Regions from separate parts of the Homo sapiens genome. Here region 1 is linked to region 2. A link is a loop called in an ENCODE intact Hi-C map of the cell type or tissue named here. Cell type or tissue: Calu3. All regions are shown on one strand. Links, peaks and the distances in the headings refer to the core of each region. The heading gives the core; the rest is flanking DNA.

Region 1 (8,341 bases), core at 1-8,000, 320 kb before region 2:
CCCCTATTCCTCCAGGTTTAACCCTTGACTTATCCGGATCTAGTTGCTGTGACAATAAGTCTGCATCCTCTGGGAAAGAGCCCAGGGTGGGGGTAAGGGGTGTTGAGGCACATTCAGGAAACCAGGTGGTCAGCAGTGGGGGGTCACACTCGCCCACGGAGGAGCCACACCCATGGCTGTGGGTTAAATGAAGTTGAATAATTATCCTTATGTTGGGATCTCCAAGTACTAGCCCAGACACACACAGGACACAAAGGTGGTCCCAGGCTTCCTCCTTAGGGGCTCACAGGCTGATGGGAGAGACTCAGACCCTACCTTGAGGGGACCTTCTTCCAAGGAAGGGAAAATAGCCTTGTCACAGGGCATTCTATAGTCCAATGCAGGAAGACGCTTCCTCTACTCGAGGGAAAATCCGCAGTCAGGGAGGAGATATGTCTCCCAGTAGGACAAGAGAGACTGTACATCTGGCCCAAAGGCTCAAAAACCAGAGATACTGTATAGAAACAAAATCACCCCATTTCATCAAACCTAAGGTGCCACTGATCGTAAGATGCATCACTGTTTCATATGCTGCAAAGAATGAAAAACACTGGCAATTAAACTATGACATGTCACCAATTACAAGACTTATCTAATTTCAGAGATATAAAAATATCTTTTAAAAACAAGGTGGCTCATGCCTGTAATCCCAGCACTTTGGGAGACCGAGGCAGGCGGATCATGAGGTCAAGAGATTGAGACCATCCTGGACAACATGGTGAAACCCCGTCTCTAGTAAAAATACAAAAATTAGTTGGGCGTGGCAGTGCACCCCTGTAGTCCCAGCTACTCGGGAGGCTGAGGCAGGAGAATAGCTTGAACCTGGGAGGCGGAGGTTGCAGCAAGATCATGCCATTCCAGCCTGGGCAACAGAGTGAGACTCCATCTCAAACAAACAAAAAAAGCAAGGTGTTTTTAAACCTACCTAAACAGTTTTTTGTTTAATGGGTGCAGAGTTTCAGTTTGGGAAGACGGAAACATTCTGGAGATGGGTGGTGGTGATGTGGCACAACAGTGCGAATGTGCTTAATGCCACTGAACTGTACGTGGTTAAAACAGTCAATTCTATGGGGTGTACTGTCTTAGTCTGCTCATGCTGCTATAACAAAATACCCAAGACTGAGTAATTTATAAACAATGGACATTGATTCTCACAGTTCTGGAGGCTGAGAAGTTCAAGATCAAGGGGCCGACAGGTTTGGTGTCTGATGAGGGCCCCAATCTCTGCTTCCAAAATGGTGCCTTGAAGCCTGCATCCTCAGAGGGCGAAAAGAATAGAAGAGCCAAAAAAAAAAAAAAGAAAAAAAAAAAAGAAAGAAAGAAAGAAAGAAAGAAAGAAAGGGACCTCACTGGCTCCCTCCAGCCCCTTTTATGAAAGCACTAATCCATTCATACCCTAATCACCTCCCAAAGGCCACACCTCCTAATACCATTGCATTGGGTGTTAAGTTTCAATGAGAATTTTGAGAGAAACATTTAAACCATAACCTGTATATTTCACCACAACTTTAATTTTTAAAAATTATTAGGCTTGGAATCAATAAAATATGGTGGTACAAACTCATTGCTGGGGGGACTGAGCCGACCTGGCATGAAAGGCAGAAATGACTGGGGCGAACTAAACCATGGACTACTTCCTGGAGGAGGAGAGAGAAAAGGGGAGGAGGCTGTGAGCAGCGTGGAGCACACCAGGCCTGGGCCAGATGGCCAGGAGGACCACATCCTGGAGGATCTTGAAGCACAGGTGAGGGATCCTGGCCCACAGCCTCAGCCCCACTCTGCTCTCCCACAGGTGCCAAGAGGAGTGCCCCTTCGGGTCCTTCGGCTTCCAGTGCTCACAGCACTGTGACTGCCACAATGGGGGGCAGTGTTCACCCACCACGGGTGCCTGCGAGTGTGAGCCTGGCTACAAGGGCCCACGCTGCCAGGAGCGACTGTGCCCGGAGGGCCTGCATGGCCCAGGCTGCACCCTGCCCTGCCCCTGTGACGCTGACAACACCATCAGGTATGAGCTGGGAATGGGCGAGCCCGGGACAAGGGCGGGGGGTGCTCAGGTAGAGAGGAGGCTTGCTAGGATGTGGCCCCCCACCTCTAGCATGGACATCCAGGCAGGTGGGGGAAAGGGCTAGGACCTCAGCACTGAGCCCTGAGAACCACTTTGATGAAAAGAAGGGGAAGCCAAGGCCACATAGCCACAGTCAGGACTAGAGCCAGATCACTCACCTCTGTCCACCCCACCTGGCTACCTGCATTTCCAAATGTGCCTGTCTGAGACTCCACACATGGGAGCAAGGAGAGAACAAGGAGGTGGGGTGGAGCACAGCTGCATGACCCTGGGGGCTAGGATGGCAGGGCTCGGGTGCCACAAGCTCTGAGCACATTGTCCTGGAGAATATTTCCCTCCACTTGCGTGGCATCCAACCAGAGACACGGGCACCAGGGCAGAAGTAGAGGCTTGAGCTGCAGAAGGTCAGGACTCGAAGGGACCTTAAAAATCACGAGGGCCATCCAGGGCCTAAGGAGGGTTGTCCCAGCAGACCCTGGCAAGGCTAGAGGAGCAGGAACAACAGGGGCAGCCCTTTATCAGGGCCTGAACTTGGGGCCAGCCCCTCCCCCAGCACTCTGTGTCGTTTGTGGCTTGGGGACATCCGGGCAGAAGTTGTCCCTCCACCCCCCACTTCCAAAGGAGCCTGAACCTGTGAAGGCAGAGCTGTTCTGGGCTACTGCTCCCAGCTCCCCTCCCTGCCCGCTTCACGCACCAGCTGGCACTGCCCCAGGTAACAATTGAGACTGTCAGCCCTGGATGAACGCCCCCACAGCCCTTTATCGTGGCTGCCTCTTATCTGGGTGATGAAGGTCAGGGGAGCATCCCTTCTCCCTCAGGCCTACGGACAGCCCAGGGAAGACCGGCCACCCTGGGCATGGGTGCTGCTGCTGTTGGCAGGGCAGACAGAGAATCCCTCTGCTTTGCAGCCCTGTCGCTGGGACGGCCAGGACTTAGCCTGGGCCCCTCTTCATTTCCAGGCTTTGATCTTTCACAAATCACTCTGGAGCCTCGTTCACTGCAAGCAGAGGCATGTCGGCAAGTGTTAACGAGTTAAACTAAAAGGTCCTCCCTCCCTGGAGTGGAGCAGCTGGGGTGGTGTGAGGCAGAGGTGGAAGGCCCGGGAAAGAGACTGTCCAGAGAGGGTGCTAGAGCCAGTGGAGCTGGCCTGTCCATGACCTGAGCATTCATTCACTCGGTCATTCATTCAACAAACACTGAGCGCCCACAGGGCTGGGCTATGAGGAGGAAACCCCGAGCACCTTCTACCGTATTTCTTCAAATACAAGACAATACCAGTAGTGAGGCATAGCTTTATTTGGGTTACTACTAGGAAAATTCTATCAACTGAACCATGACATACCATTGATTGTATAGCCAATATCAGAGATATGAATTACCCAATATCAGAGATGTGAAAATGTAGAGGAGAAGTACATCTTAGAACTGATGAAATATATGTGGCTGGCCCTGCTGGGTCCCAACATGTGCCCAAGTAACTGTGACCCAGGACTATGTGATGCTGGTCAGGGAAGGCTTCCTAGAAGAGGTGGCATCTGGGCTGGGTTTGGAGAGCAGAGTGAGAGCTCCAAGGCGCTAATTACAGAAATCTCATATGGCTGGTCAGGGGACTGGGCAGCTGGCTCAGACTGTTGCATGTGTCTAAATATTAAGATTCCAGAATCTGTCGCTCCTGCTGGGAAGCTGAGGGAGGACCCTCTCCAAGACAGGAAGCAAGGCTGATGCCGGGGTCCAATGCAGGGAGCTCCTGCCACAGAAATCTAACCAAGCCCCAAATTAAAGGGTTACTGTTTTCCTCCTGTGCCTGGGCAACCATGCCCTGTATAATTCATCCTTCCTCTGAAGGAGTCCTCGATGCATTATTAATCTGAAAGGACTCCCCCTCTTCTCTCCCGCTAATCTCAGCCCATCCAATATTGATGATTATTTGCTTTACTGTCTTTAAAACGTATCATGTTTCAGGGACTGGGAGGGAGTAGCAGTTCTTCAGAGTGGGGGCTCTGAGCGTGCCCACCAGTCTACTCCCCAGCCTGGTCTCCTCTGAGTCTGCATCACCACCTCCTTGAGGGCACCAGCAGCCTGGCTTGTCCATCCCTGTGGCCTCTAGCCTCAGCATTGCACGGTGCCTGCACAGAGTAGGCCTTCAGTAAGAGGAGTCCCTGAACTCATCTTAAACAGCCCATCCCTCTAGGAGGTTCTACCCATTAGCTGACGTCAACCCTATTTTTTAAAAAAACATATTTCTCCCTTTCTCTTGGTACACTGGCCCAGTGACTGAGCCCCTGGCACAAAGTTTTTGTTCAGTTGAAGTTAGGGTTTCTCAACCTTGCCACCATGAACATTTTGGGCTGGGTAATTCTTTGTTGTAGAGGGCTGTCCTGTGCTTTGTAGAATGTTGAGCAGCATCCCTGGCCTCTACCCACTAGATGCCAGTAGCACCCTTCTTCCACTGCCCAAGTTCTGACAATCAGAAATGTTTCCAGACATTGCCGGATGTCCCAGGGTGGGGTGGGGCAGGAAAAATTCCCAGAGGTTGAGAGCCTCTGGGCTAAATGAACTCTCTCGTGCTGCGCTTGATTGTTCTTATGGACACCAGAAAACAGCTCTCTTCCTCTATGTGGATGGAGGGCAGCCCCTCTCTTCCCATGAGCCTTTTTTGGCCCATTATAGAGTCTTCTCTTGAGATTCAAGAAAAGCAAAGGAATGACTCTGTGACTTCTAATCTTAAGACAGTTAAAGTTCAGGTACTGAGTGGGGATTGGGACTTCTGAGTCCTGCCCTCAAACCTATCTCTGTCTAAGCAAGTATCCGTAATAAGGGCACTTGATATATGCACATAAGATATACGTCCTTCTTCTCCTCTCTATGCATACGTTTCCCAATCTGTCCATCACCTTTCATCAACCCAGTGGGGGAAATGTTTTCCTGTGGTCTTTGAACGTGAAGCTTCCACCCAACTCCCTGAGATAAGGAACGTGGGATCCCTAGAAGCCTAGCCTCAAAGCTCCCTGCCTTCTGCAGAACTTACAACAAAGCCCCCACCACAACAGTGTGCAAGGTCTTGAGCATCTTTCCTAGGCAGAAAAAGTAATCCCAGCCCCCAGCCAAAGAAAGCCCTAGCCACCCAGCTCCAGCCTCTCTCTGGTCTGTGCCCTTCCGGCAAGGCTGCTGCACAGAGATTGAATCCATGCCCTGGGAAGGAAGAAGTGGCTGGTGAGATTCTCCAACTCTTCATTCCCTTTATCAATTATTTGCAGCACACACAAAGAAACCATCCTCCTTTATACAGGAATAACCTTGAGAGAGAAAGCACCTGTGTGTCAGGGATCTTAAATGTCCCCTCCACAATTGGGTTGTCATAGACTAATTCCAGCAGCCATGATCGTGTATTACCTTTGAAAGATTTGATTTAGCCAACAGATGCAGCATTGATAGAAATCTCATAGCAGCTGAAAGAAAGGCAGAAAAATCCACTCTGGAAGGATTCCTGTATTGTTCAGCTTTTGGTTCCTATTAACTTGTGATTAATCTATGTCTGGGGGAAATGGGAGAAAAGAAAAAACCAGAGAGAACGGAACCAGGCTAAACACAAGTGACTGTAACTTCTGCCTGAGCCAAAAACAGCAGTCCCTGGCCTGCCATGTGACTCAAGAGAATGGGGACCACCACCAGGAAGAAGGGATGCCTGGGAGAGGGGCTGTGCAAGTCACTCTGCTGAGGGACAAAGGTTCCAAGCATGGCAATCACAGCTCTCCATCATGATCAGTCAGCTGTCACTCTCCATCCTCTTTTCAAAGGGACTTTTGGAGTTTCTATAAGATAAGTAGAGTAATCAAATTAAGAAAGTAGATATCCCATTTCTAGAAGAATTGTAGGGATATGAAAAAAAAAAAGGAATGATTTTAGATTTGGTTTTGAGCCTTCTGGTTCTCAGAGTAAAGAGTAAAATTAGTGCCTAACATATCCCTGAGCAGCCAAAGTGATGGCAGCAGAGATCAAAAGCAGGAAATGCAAAGAGTACTTAGGTCAGCATTTGCTAGCTCGTTGTGTGTGGAGTGTGCTTTTCACCAGGTGGTGCCCTCACCAAAATAAGAGCGTGTAATGGATGAGCTCCAGCGTGACCATTTGCTAGGCAGAGACAGCAGAAGCATCTATTGATGGAAGAGACAGAAAGGTGCCTGAGACCTTTTAGAATCTCCAGTGCTCAGCAGAGCTGATGGCTGCAGCCAAGACCTGCCAGGTCATTCCTAGGTTCAAGCATGTCAGTCTCCACAACCGTGACTGAGCCAGTCTCTCTACGCTAACCCTAAACCTCAAAGGAAGCTCTTGGAAAGATGCAACCTAAAGAGAAGAGTGCTCCAAAACCATCTAGCAGAGCGTCAGGGCCACCAAGGGGCACGCCTTCCCCACGATACCCACGCAGGTCGCTGTCTCCCCTTCCAGTGCCTTGGGGCTCAGAGAGGAATTTTTCTCAAACTGTAAAGGTCAGAAAGTCTTTGAACACTCATCCTTTACACCCATTCTTCTTCGTTAGATATTTACAATTTTTATTGCTTTACATCTGTTTATAAATAAAATAGATGCTCAGTTTTGGTAAGTTAGGGAATACATTTAAAGAAAAAACTTAGCATCACTCAGTTTCTCAATCCAGAGATAGCACAAAAGCCATTTTGGGGTAAATCTGTCGATGTCTATATCGTTTTCATATTTTAGATTTGATATATTTTCATATTTGAAAGATTTGATTTAGCCAACAGATGCAGCATTGATTGATAGAAATGGCTTTGTATACAAAGTGCTTATTTCACTTGACCTTATATCATTAAACATTTTGAGAAACAACTGAATACATCTCTTAGCATTCCTTCATATGGATGTCATAATTCATTTAACCAATGCCCTGTGGTGAGAGGTGGCATGAGGCAGTGGACAAAATGTGGCCAGACAGACCTGGGTTTGAATCACAGCTTTGCCACTCACTGTCTTAGCTATGTGACCTTGGGCAAGTCACATAACCTCTAAATGCCATCTGTGAAATACAGGCTCAAATACCTAATTCACAGGCTTATTTGACGATTAGAAATATATATATAACGTGCCTGGTGCCTCAATAGCCTAGTCACATATTATTTATTATCATTTAAATTGCTTCCATTTTCCACTGTTATAAATAATGCTTCAGGGAACATCTCTGTGCATAAATCTTTCTCCACAGCTATGATTATTTCCTTAGGATAGAGTCTTAGAAATGGAATTATGAGACCAGAGTCTGAATAAAAGTATTAAAGTATTAAAGACTTAAAAGTAAGTCTCCTGATATGTAGCCTCAGATTGTTTTGAAACCTTTACCAGCATTTTAAAGCATCTTCACTGTTTTGATGGAGGAAAAGTGGTGTCCAATTGTTGTTTAGACTTGATTAATGAGACTAAACACTTTTCTGAAATGATTACTAGCTACTTGCAAGTATTATTCAGGAATTGCCTGTTCCTGTCCACCCCCTCATTTTCTGTGAGAAAACCAGGGTCCCTAGAAGAGAAACAGCTTGGCTAGGCTTCACACAATTAGTTTGCTCATTAATTAATTTTCTAAATATATATTAAGCACCTCCAGTGTGCCAGGGACTCTGTTGGGCCCTGAGAAGGGAACAAGACAAACGGCTCTCCCCCACGGAGCTGCAACCTAGTGGAGAAGACAGATGATAAATCAGTAGAAAAGAATAAAGAATCAATGGAAGATAATTATATTTAGAGGAAGCTGTATTCATTTCCCAAATATTCACCAGGGCAGTGAATATGAGCCAGGTGTTGGGGATCCACCAATGGTCCAGCGGGGCAAGGTGCCAAGGCCCCATGGAAGTTAGCAGAACCAAGACTTGCCCCAGGTTCTCCCTGCCAGCCCAGGGCATGCTTCTCTTGACCTTATCCCCAGAGCTGGGCTCCAGAGCAGGCAGGCCAGTGCCACAAGGAATCTAAAAGGCTTGTCTCTACCACCCAGCACTTCTTTGGTGTGTTAGTTTGAGCTGCTCCAGAAGCAGATACCAAGAGCAAGAGGTTTACTAGGGGAAGCATCTGTGAGGGAAAGTGGGGAGGAAGCTGAGGAGGCTGGGACAGCTGACAGATCACATGTAAGGAAGGAAGGAAAGTTGGGAGAAAGAGTCTTAACCCACAGCACGGTTCTAAGAAAGTTTGCCAGGATGGGGTATCTTAAAGCCAAGGTAACCATCAGAGGAGTCCCAG
Region 2 (10,907 bases), core at 1,230-9,229:
CCTTCCCTCACTGGGGTTGCTGATTTCAGACCAATAACTAGCAACACTGTCCTTGTACAGAAGAGACAGGAAGAAGAAATAAAGTCCCACAGTCTCATTTGGGATGAGATTTAGCAAAAAGAAGTGGGAGTTCAACAACCCCTAGCCTTCCCTCGCCTACCCCAGCTGTGGAAAACGGAGAGGAAGCTGTATGGGGCCACTCTCAGACCAGCGGCCATGTCAGAAAGACAGCACCTGGGAAGGAAGAGTCTGGAGTGGAGCGGCGATCAGGGCAACACCCTACCATCACTCTAACTGACTGGCTCACAGAGGCCAAAGATGTGCCTCAGCCCCTGGCCTGGCTGGCTGCTGCCTCCAGGCCAAGCTCACTACTGACAGCAGGGAGAGGGGGGCAGGAGAAAACCCACTGGTCTGGCCATCCTCTCACCTTCTGGTTTGCTTTCTGCTTTGGCCTGGGGTTGGGCTCTGGCCCCTTGATTCAAGCTCTCCTCCTCCTTCTCCTTGGCAAGGCGAACTGCAAATGAGACAGGACATACATCTTACCTGGAATTGTAGGATCATCCCTGCCACGCCCTTTCAGTTAGGACAGTCAGCTGAGCAGCCAGAGGGCAGCTGCAGAGTGTGGGAAAAGGCTGCCATGGGGGTTGTGACATCTGGATTCTGATCCTACGAGGCCTAGTTGTGGTGCCTAATTCCCAAAGTTCTGTCTTACATTCTCTGCATTGTCACTGACTGGCTGTGACCTTAGGGTAAGTCATTTCCCTTCTCAAGGCCTATTTCCTCTCTGGTAAAATGACATGGTTGGACTCAGGACCAAGAAATAGGATTTATTTCCTTTACAAGCTCAAGTGATGGCCTGCTTGGGTACTGAATTGAGAAGGACTCTGACCCAAACTTTGTAGAAAAGTACCATGATTGATTGGTAATGTCTGTGATAGACATGGAATGGAGAAATAATTGCAGGGAGATGTTTTTGCCATCCTTGGACTATATTATCTTTGTAGCTTACTTTCTATGAATCTACTAGAGGCTTTGTTATAGCTCCAGGGGGACGGCTGATGGCCATGTTCATAAGCCTTCCCTCTCCAGTGGAAAAGGGGAAATGGTTCACCAACAAGCTCTCGGATACACCCTTTTTGACCCCAGGCACAACAAGAGCCCGAGAAGGGCCTCCTTCAGATCCCTATGCACATGCTTTGCTGGAGGCCCACAGGGCAGCATGCACAGAATTGTGCTGCCCTGATTTCCAGGTGAGAAACACGGGACAGGCAACTCTCTTTAACTGGGACTACGTGCCAGGAAACATGCAAAGCACTTTACGTGTATAATTTCAAGGTGAGAAGGGAAGAAGGAACAAGGCTGAGGTGAAGGAGTCCACAGCTGTGTGGCCTGGGAGGGCGAAGGCAGTGGTGCAAGTGAAGAACAAAGTGGTGTCATGGGATCTACGGGCTCTATTCTGAATTTAGGCTGGCTCTGCCCCATGAGCACCGGGTGACTTTGGGAAGCCTGTGTGCCGGCACTAAGCCTCAGCATCCTCTCTAAAAAGGCAATACCGTCATATCCTCAGGGGACTGATGTGATGAGGATCCATGAGACAAAATAAATAAAAACACTTTTACTGCTGCAAATGCTGGCCTCACTCATATTGTTCCTTTAGCACAATTCTGAAGCCTGATGACCTGGGTTTGAATCCTAGTTCTGCCACTTGCGCTATAGCTGTGGACCTAACTGGGTGATTCCTTAAGCTCTCTGTACTTCAGATTCTTCATCTGTAAAATCTTCCAGAGTTGGTGACAAAGTAAATGAATTTATACATGAATATGGTCAAAACAGTGTCTGGCACCTAGAAAGCACTCTATAACTTTTAGCTGTAACAACAACAACAACAATGATGAAAACAAATTGACAAGAGTAGTTGAGAGCAGCTGTCCTACCTGGGAAGCACCCCACAGTGATGATGCCCGGCATCCCAGAGGGTCCGAGTTAGAAGGAACCCTGGAGATCATCTAGTCCATAATACAGACGGACTGAGAGGAAACGGAGAAGCTGGAAAGTGCAATCTGGGAAGCTGGGTGGATCAAAGGCTCTGCCTGGCTCCAGGACAAGCAGGAAACAGATAAATGGGTCTGGAATTTCCTCCTCTCTACCTGTCTCCTAAACTCTCAGTTAGTTCAGCTGCAGCTGGCTCTGGCAATAAGCTCCATGGGTAGAGCCACTATGACATGTGTGGTCCCTCGAAGTGGCCTGGTGGGCCTGGGTCCTCATCAGAACTGAGAGGTGGGGGGCCAACACACCTTCGTCCAGACAAACCCAGTGCCCCCTTGGCACTAATCAAACCCTGAAGTCTTCTGTTGAGCAATGTGTAGCTGCTGTCACAGGAGGGCTCCCTTGGTTCTGGTCTTGGCACTGAGATTATCTGCTGGCTGTTGCTGGAAGGGCTAGCCATAAACACAAGCTTCCCCCTTTCCTTCTCATCCTCATCACAGCCTAGACTCTCACTTCCCATGTTACTGAGGAAAACAGGTCAGCTGCAGGGTCTCCCCCACCCTGTCTCACACACATCCAAGTGAAATCACCAGAAAAGCCATGGGACCCTGGAGAGGATAAGCCCCTTCACAGGGAAGGTGAGAGTTCAGACCCCAGGAAACATCTTTTCCACGGATCAGCTCTGTGGAAAGAGCTGGAACACCTGTAAAGAGTGGAAACATCTGGACGGCCATCTGGAAACAGCATACAAAAACACAAATGTGCATCTAGAGAGCCTGGGGAACAAAGGCCCTCATCACAGCCCTGCATGGTCCCCACCCCTCCCATATGTCATCTCAGGGTGTAGAATCAGGCTGGGCTCTTGAGCACGACTGAATCCCAGAGGACATCTGCAGTCACGAGAGCCATTCCATGCCCCAAAGACACCCAGAGACAATGTACCAGCATGCTTGTCCTCCCTGGGATGATTGCTGCTGGCTCCTGGGCACTCGTTTCCTCACATGCCTCTCCCCTCTCAGCAGGGCCGGATCATGGCTTTAGCATCAATCTCCTCTGACCTCAGCCTGGCCTGAACATCACATAATCCTGTTAGGACAAGTAGGCCAGCTGGAGGCTGTTGGTCATGGAGATGCCCAGCTGGGGGCCCTCCAGTCCCACCCAAGAGGTCTTTATCATCAGGACTTTGCTAGAGTCAGTGATTCCTCTGGGAGTAGCCACTGATGACCCAGAGATACAGCTTTCCTCATGGGGCCCTGGCCAGAGCACCCCGGCACTCATCACCAGAGGCTGTCAGGGGCTGCAGCTTCCATTCTGCAAACCCCAGAGGTACTATTTTTCTAGAGCTGACATTTGGGGATGGCCTCTCTCACATGTCTGCTGAGGTTTACCTTGAGGAATTGCTTTTTATTTTTTCTTTTCTCTCTCTTTTTTTCCTAACAGCTCCATCAGCAGCTTAGATTAATTTTTTTCTCCCTTTCTCTCTCTCTCTGTTCTTACCTTGAGGAATTCCTAAGGAAGGTTTCATCACTTGTCTTTGATGCAGCTTTTCACAGTATGGTTTATTTATTTATTTGTTTGTTTGTTTGTTTGTTTATTTAGAGATGGTCTCGCTCTGTCACCAGGCTGGAGTGCAGTGGCACGATCTTGGCTTACTGCAATCTCTGCCTCCCAGGTTCAAGCGATTCTCCTGCCTCAGCCTCCCAAGTAGCTGGGACTACAGGTGTGTGCCAATTTTTGTGTTTTTAGTAGAGACAGGGTTTCACCATGTTGCCCAGGATGCTCTCGATTTCTTGACCTCGTGATCCGCCCACCTTGGCCTCCCAAAGTACTGGGATTACAGGCGTGAGCCACTGTGTCCAGCCTTTTTAAAAATTATTTATTTATTTATTTATTTGAGGTGGAGTCTCACTCTGCAGCCTAGGCTGGAGTGCAGCGGTGCAATCTCGGCTCACTACAACCTCCACCTCCCGGGTTCAAGTGACTCTCCCGTCTCAGCCTCCCAAGTAGCTGGGATTACAGGCGCCTGCCACCACGCCTGGCTAATTTTTTTTGTATTTTAGTAGAGATGGGGTTTCACCGTGTTGCCCAGGCTGGTCTTGGACTCCTGAGCTCAGGCAATCCACCTGCCTCGGCCTCCCAAGATGCTAGGATTACAGGCGTGAGCCACCATGCCTGGCTGGTATTTTTTTTTAAAACAACTGACAACCCAATATTGTCTCTGAAAAGGACTTCAGAGCCTAAAGAAAATTCTGAGCCCCGAAAATTTGTCCTTGAGCCAGAAAGGTCAGTCAGAGTGCTCCCTGGGACTCAATGGATCATTCTGTGGTGTCATATTCAGCTCAGCCCTCAGCCCTCCTGCCCAACTGCAGTCCAAGCCCTTGGCTTTTGCACAAAGGCTAGCATTTCCTTGATGGGCCTCCTGGCTGGGTTCCGGTTCTGCACCAGAGCCCCAGAGATGGGGAGGCTCCAGGAGAGCAGGAGAGTAGCTGAGAAGTGCCCTTTAGGGGTCTGAGATGCATGTTGGGGGCAGCTCTCTGGGGAAGAGAAGCAGAAGGCAGGATGTGGTAAGGTGGACAGTGAGAATCTCAGCCGCTGCCACCATTTGTCAAATTGGACAACAGCCCCCACTATACTTTGGACCCTGCTCTTACCCTCGTCACCCTTAAAAGGGTCCTGGCAGTTTCCAGGGTGTCCTTTGGGATTCCAGACTTGGGGAGGAGTTGGCAGGTTTCCTAGGACTCCAGAGTTGAATATAAAGCAAAAGGAAGTGCCACTAAGAACTTCTGGGCTTTGGGACCCTACAAGAGGCGTCCCCAGAAGCAGCCCAGGCCAGTCAGCCTGGGCTGAGCTGCTTGGCTAGACACTCTCCATGGAACACTGGGGCTGACTCCTGGGCAGTGGGCTTTGCAGGGCAGCCCCATCCCAAATCTGTGCAGAGCACATGGTACTCACAGCCTAACTGCAGGTTAATGCCTTCATTTTACAGGGAGGGACAGAGGCAGGGAAGTGGGATGTGGATACCCAAGGACCTTAGCCTCCATGTTCTTTGTTGCCCTCTCTTGGTGAGTCCCCTGTCTTGGTCTCTACCCTCTTTCCCAGACTGTCTGACTTTTACTACTTTCCTCTGCTTATTATCTCTTCCCACTCCCTCCTCACTGCCTCTAGGATTTTCAGGTCCCAGTTCTTCTCCAGCTGCAGGAGGGAAGGAGTGGATGGGGCAAACCACAAAGGTCTGGAGAGGCCTTGCTTACCTTCCCTCAGGGGGTCCAGGCTGTGGAGCATGAGCTGGTAGATGGTGCTGCGGATGGTGCTGTTGTGCAGAGAGGTCGAGCTGCTCCCTCGGGTCAGCAAGGACGGGAGCTGAGCAAGAGGAGAGCCGCACAGTGGGCCCCTGTCCAAGCCAGGGGAGGAACCACACGAGGGCATCACTAACCTTGCCTCTTTCCCATAAAGATCAGGGAGAAAGCACAGATGCCTTATCCTGACCTCCCCTCTTCCTCCACCTCCAACCAGAAGAGTTACACTACTTTCTTTCTCAGCCTCCCCTCAGCTCTTCCAGGACTATTTTGTTTTAGGTACTGAATAATTTCCCAACGTCTCCACAGGGAGCAACCTGGTGTATTAGGAATATCACGTTATGAAGGGTTTGCACATCCCTGCAAGTACACCCTCAGAAACACTCCCTCACCCACACACCACACAGACAGACCCACTGCACATGGCTACAGCCCTTTACAGTCCACAAAGAGCATTATCACGTTTTATCATTGCCCCACTCCCAGAGACAAGCAAAGCTATGATCCCCATCTATGGAAAGGGAAAGGAAAACTCAAAGAAGCTAGGTGCCTAAGCCAAGGTCATGCAGGAAGTAAATGAAAGAGTCAGACTGGTACCCAGGTCTTCTGTGGTCTTCTGATTCCCAGTTTTCAGTTTTGTTTTGGTTTTTTTTCTGCCCATGTGCTCAGAGACCCTCACAGGTACACACATACACACACATCTATACTGTACAGACACAGATGTGACACTTATTCATAGTGACACATATAGAAATATCATCTGATTTACAATGGAACATCCAAAGACAACGCTTCCACACTTGCGGAGTCCTCCCTCCCTTCTCTTCTTCCTCCCTCCTTTCTTCCCCCTCATCCCTCTGATCTGAACTCTTCTGCCATCTAGTGGTTGTGGTGACACTACTTCACCACAAGTCAGAGATTTTCTTTGGATGGGGGAGGTTCTTTAGGTTCAAGTTCGGAACTCCTTTCAAAGTTCCCCATAATTCTTTCCAGATACTTCATAGACTATAAACAGCTAAGACACAGTTTTTCAGAAACCTCAGACTCCTGTCCTCTCCAGTTCCCCTGCTATCTTTCTCTTAGTTCTGGGGCATTCCAAAGCCATAGGTAATCTGGCTTTTATATCAATCATACAATGTTGGGCTGTACATTAGGACTTGAATTCATCTAGTTCAAACAGTCATTTTACAGATGCAGAATCTGAAGCTCAAGGTCACACAGCAAGCTAATGGCAGAGAGGACTGTAACATTCCAGACTTAGCTCCCAAACTAGCACCTCCTCAAAGGCCATCTAGAGGTGAGAGTTCTCAGAAAAAGAGCCCTCTCCTCCCTTGCCTCACCCTGGCAGCGCTCCCAGGAGTTTCCTAGGCCTGAGCACAGCCAGGGTCCCCAGCACAGGGCCACAATACCCTGGGCCTGTGATCATCCACTGAGACCCTGCAGTGTCCCCACTGGGCAGACTCCATACGGCACCCACCTTCAGCTTCTTGTTATCCTGTAGCTCATCCACCGCAATGGCCCCATCGCCCGGCTGCAAACAGGGAGAGGAGTCACGAGATGTTGTGGCGAGACCCTCACTTTCTCCCTACATCCCTTTCTCCACGGAAGTCCTCAGGTTGAAATACAGAAACACACTCCGAGATAACCTGGTCTCAGAAAATGTTTCAACATGTTCCATCCCTCCAGTCTGACCTTCTATAATCTGGCTTCAGCCTGCAATGCAGTACCCCCAGTCGAATCTGTCCACTCACCATAGTCCAGTGGCACCAACTGTCTTTGGGTTTCTGAAATGTGCCATCCTCTTCACCCACCTCAAAACCCTCATCACAGGGCCCCTCGCCCCCTGTCCGTAATGCTCTTTCCCTCCTCAGGCTTCTGGTCTCCACTTAAGTGTCACCTTCCTCTGGGAAGCCATGTATAATTCTTTTATAGACCCCTGTTCTTTTCCTTCACTGCACTTTCCCCAATTTATTTGTGGAAATAAGTTGACTGCCCCACTAGCATCTTGAAGGTAGACTGTTTTATTCACCACTGTGTGGCCAGCATGAGAACACTGCCCAGCACTTAGCAAGAGCTCAATATTTATTAAATGAATGAATAAATGAAAATCAACTGTCCTCTAAATACACTTAATCTATTCTAAGTCTTGTTCCCTTGTTCATGCCTTTTTCTCCTGCCTAAAATGCCATCTCCATTCCTTTCTGCCTACTCAAATCTTATCCATTTTTTATAAAATTCAGGGTGAATTCTTGTATGAAGCTTTCCCAAATGCCCCTTCCATGCCCCCTCCCACCCTCCCTTCAGCTCATTACAATACCTCTCTCCTGGAAAGCTGTATAACAGTGAACACATTCTGTGATACTAAAATCAGCTGTGTGCTCAGGTAAGTGCTAGTGTTTTGGGAAAGCTATGGGGCAGCCAGCTGGGAAGTGGGACAGCCCTAGACAATCCAAGATGAAGAAGCATTAAGCCTGTGTATTTACTGTCTGAACCACTAGCTTGCCACTTTACACTCACAGTCTTGTAATATCATTTGAACTTTTTTTTTAAAAAAAGCACTGTTTAACTTTTCACTGCATGAATTGTCTACCAGCTACATGTAGACTCTACCTTTTTTTTTCTTTTTTTGCCACGCAATGAACTTACAGTTATCTGTTTCCCTTCCTTGTGGCAGTGTCTTACTGAGAACAGGAGGTGCTCAGTAAAGGTGAGCTGAATGAGTAGACACTCCCAAGTGAGTGACCTTCAGTGCTTTTGGGATTACTATTATTATTATTATTATTATTATTATTATTATTTTGAGACAGAGCGCTGGAGTGCAGTGGTGCAATATCGCCTCACTGCAACCTCCCCCTCCTGGGTTCAAGCGATTCTCCTGCCTCAGCCTCCCAAGTAGCTGGGATTACAGGTGTTTGCCACCATATCCGGCTAAATTTTGTATTTTTAGTAGAGATGGGGTTTCACCATGTTGGCCAGGCTGGTCTCGAACTCCTGACCTCAGTTGATCCACCCACCTCAGCCTCCCAAACTGCTGGGATTACAGGCATGAGCCACTGCGCTCAGCCTTATTATTTTTTTAGACAGAGTTTTGCTCTGTTGCCCAGGCTGGAGTGGAGTAGCACAATCATGGCTCATTGTGGCCTCGACCTCCTGGGCTCAAGCCATCTTCCCACCTCAGCCTCCCAAGTAGCTGGGACTACAGGTGCGTACTACGACACCCGGCTAGTTTTTGTATTTTTTGTAGAGATGGGATTTCACCATGTTGCCCAAGCTGGTCTCAAACTGTGCCCAAGTGACTCACCCACCTCTGCCTTCCAAAATGCTGGTATTACAGGTGTGAGTGACTGGCTACGTTTTTTTGTTTTTTGTAGATACTGGGTCTGTTTATGTTGTCCAACCTGGTCTCGAACTACTGGGGTCAAGCAGTCCTCCTGCTTCACCTCCACAAAGTGATGGGATCACAGGTGTGAGCCAGCACATCCAGCCTTTAGTGTTATCTTTAAGCAGCAGGATCACAAATAGCTGCCCTCAGCAATCGTCTTTACCTTCTCATTGCTTCCCTCACCCCACCAACCTCCATGGCTAAACCAGAATTGAACTTGCTACACTCCCTTCTTTGTTCAGCTCAGAAAATATAGAAAATAGTGCTTGATCTAGGGCCACTCAGCCATCCCTCCAACTTATTCATTCATGCAGTTCTTATTTACTGAGAACCTGCTATACTATTTACATGGTGCTATTCTGGTGGCTTTAGGGATACAAAGATGCTTAGGACATGGATTCTGTGTCCAGAAAGAAATTGAGGCCAATGATAATACAGATGCATGACAAAGAAGAATGTGGTTCCTGAAATAAAAGGCACAGATAGGTGCTATGCTGTGATGGGCAAGGAAGCTTTCTGAAATAGGTAGAATTTGAGTAAGCTTTGAAGGATTGGGAGAGGTTTGAATGCTTGGATACACATTGCTAAATGAATGAATGAACATAAAAATGAATGAAACAGAGTATAAATAACCAATCTGCATATGAAGGGGGCACTGTGCATTTTAAGAAATCCCCCCAACTCTTTTGTGACACACCTATAAGTTTACTGGGATTTAAGAGGCTACAGCACTGAACCCATTGGCCCAGCCATCTCACTATTTCTCACATCCAACCCTCACCCAAAGAGTTCTTTCTTTTTTTTTCTTTTTTTTTTTTTTTTTTTTTTTTGGAGACGGAGTCTCACTCTGTTGCCAGGCTGGAGTGCCTCCCGGGTTCAAGCGATTCTCCTGCCTCAGCCTCCCGAGTAGCTGGGACTACAGGTGTGCACCACCAGGCCCAGCTAATTTTTGTGTTTTTAGTAGAGACTGGGTTTCACCATATTGGCCGGGATGATCTTGATCTCCTGACCTTGTGATCCACCCGCCTCGGCCTCCCAGAGTGCTTGGCCAGGCGTGAGCCACTGCGCCTGGCCAAGAGTTCTCTTTAGAGGCAAAGAACTGTGAGGGTCCCGTCTACACTCTAGGGTGGATGGTTCTGTACACCGAGGGGTAGGAGAGACTGATCTTTGCCCCATGGTGCACACCCCTAATGGTTTCTCTGCCATTCAGATTTATTCAAGCCAAAATACCTTTCTAAGGATTCATTGTTCATGGCTAATTTCAGCATGCACTTCTAACTTTCTGAAGCCTTTCATATCCATTTTCTTATTTGATACGACCAACTCTGTGAAATAGACAACACTCATATTATTGTAGCTATTTTGCTAGATTAGAAAACTGAGATGCAGAATGATTCCATCACTTACCCACACTCACAAAGATGGTGACAGAACCCTGTCTTCTTCTCTTTTTTTCTTTTTTTTCTTTTTGTTTAGCACCCTGATCTTATCTTCATTCAGTTTTTCTTTTTCTTTTTCTTTTTTTTTTTTTTTTTTGGTGCTTTTGATTTGGTTTTACTAAATCCCATTTATTTTCCCAAGCATAAATAAGGAAATGAGGTCAAATCTATATTCCCTAGTGGCTCTATTTCATATTTCGACATTTCAGGCAAATGGACATGAATGTTTGTCAACATTTGGGTGTGGCTGATGAGTCCATTTATGAGTAACAGCACTGGAAAGTAGGTGCTTTCTGAACATGCCCTTTTCACAAACACATTCACCTCTCACATCACAACATTCTCCCTGCTCTTTCTTCAGCCCAGTTACCCCCACCTTCTTCTCCTTACAACAGTTAGCAAGAGGCTGAGGTAACAGAAGAGGATGTCTTCATGCCTCTTGCTGAGGATGAGCAATGGGATCCTTTGCAGCTGTTTATAGGAACTTCAGGTGGCAAACCATGGTAGCCCCTAGTGGGCTTGTCCTCCTGACCTCCATTTGCTATTTCCCACTGATACAGCAATTCCTCTTCTCAACCATCCATAACACATTTCCTGAACCACACGTTAGTCTTAAATTTTTTTTTTAACGTTCATTCAACAAATATTTATTGAATCCCTTGTCCGAGCCCTGCCTTCACTCAGCTTCTCTCAGGTAGAGCACACTTCACTTTAGCCCTTCACTGAATACAGTATTGCATCCCAATCCACTCCATTTGTCTATCCTGGAAACCCAGAAGTCTACCCAAATTCCTCCCTCTCCCT

Evidence for each region. Hi-C counts contacts between places; a loop is a spot of excess contacts. Peaks named below come from ENCODE experiments on the same cell type or tissue, not always from the same donor. Only the 100,000 strongest peaks of a DNase experiment are listed, where the experiment ranks them.
Region 1: it touches region 2 in a loop (28-fold over the local background); 4 of 110 quality-filtered maps call a loop at or near these places.

Annotation. Positions count from the first base shown.
Region 1 is chr15:65,958,611-65,966,951 of GRCh38, reverse strand. It overlaps MEGF11 (multiple EGF like domains 11), which reads left to right. Exons shown (of 26, transcript NM_001385028.1): 9 at 1,832-2,044. Among named protein-coding and RNA genes, the nearest start is that of MIR4311, 77 kb to the left of the region's middle. RefSeq lists an enhancer at 1,424-2,400. In Calu3, for the core only: no CTCF peak of the experiment used is centred there; a DNase peak (open chromatin) is centred at 4,571.
Region 2 is chr15:65,634,034-65,644,940 of GRCh38, reverse strand. SLC24A1 (solute carrier family 24 member 1) reads right to left here. Exons shown (of 10, transcript NM_004727.3): 3 at 6,760-6,813; 4 at 5,238-5,346; 5 at 428-514. Among named protein-coding and RNA genes, the nearest start is that of SLC24A1, 18 kb to the right of the region's middle. In Calu3, for the core only: a CTCF peak has its summit at 6,152 (motif pointing left); a DNase peak (open chromatin) is centred at 6,150.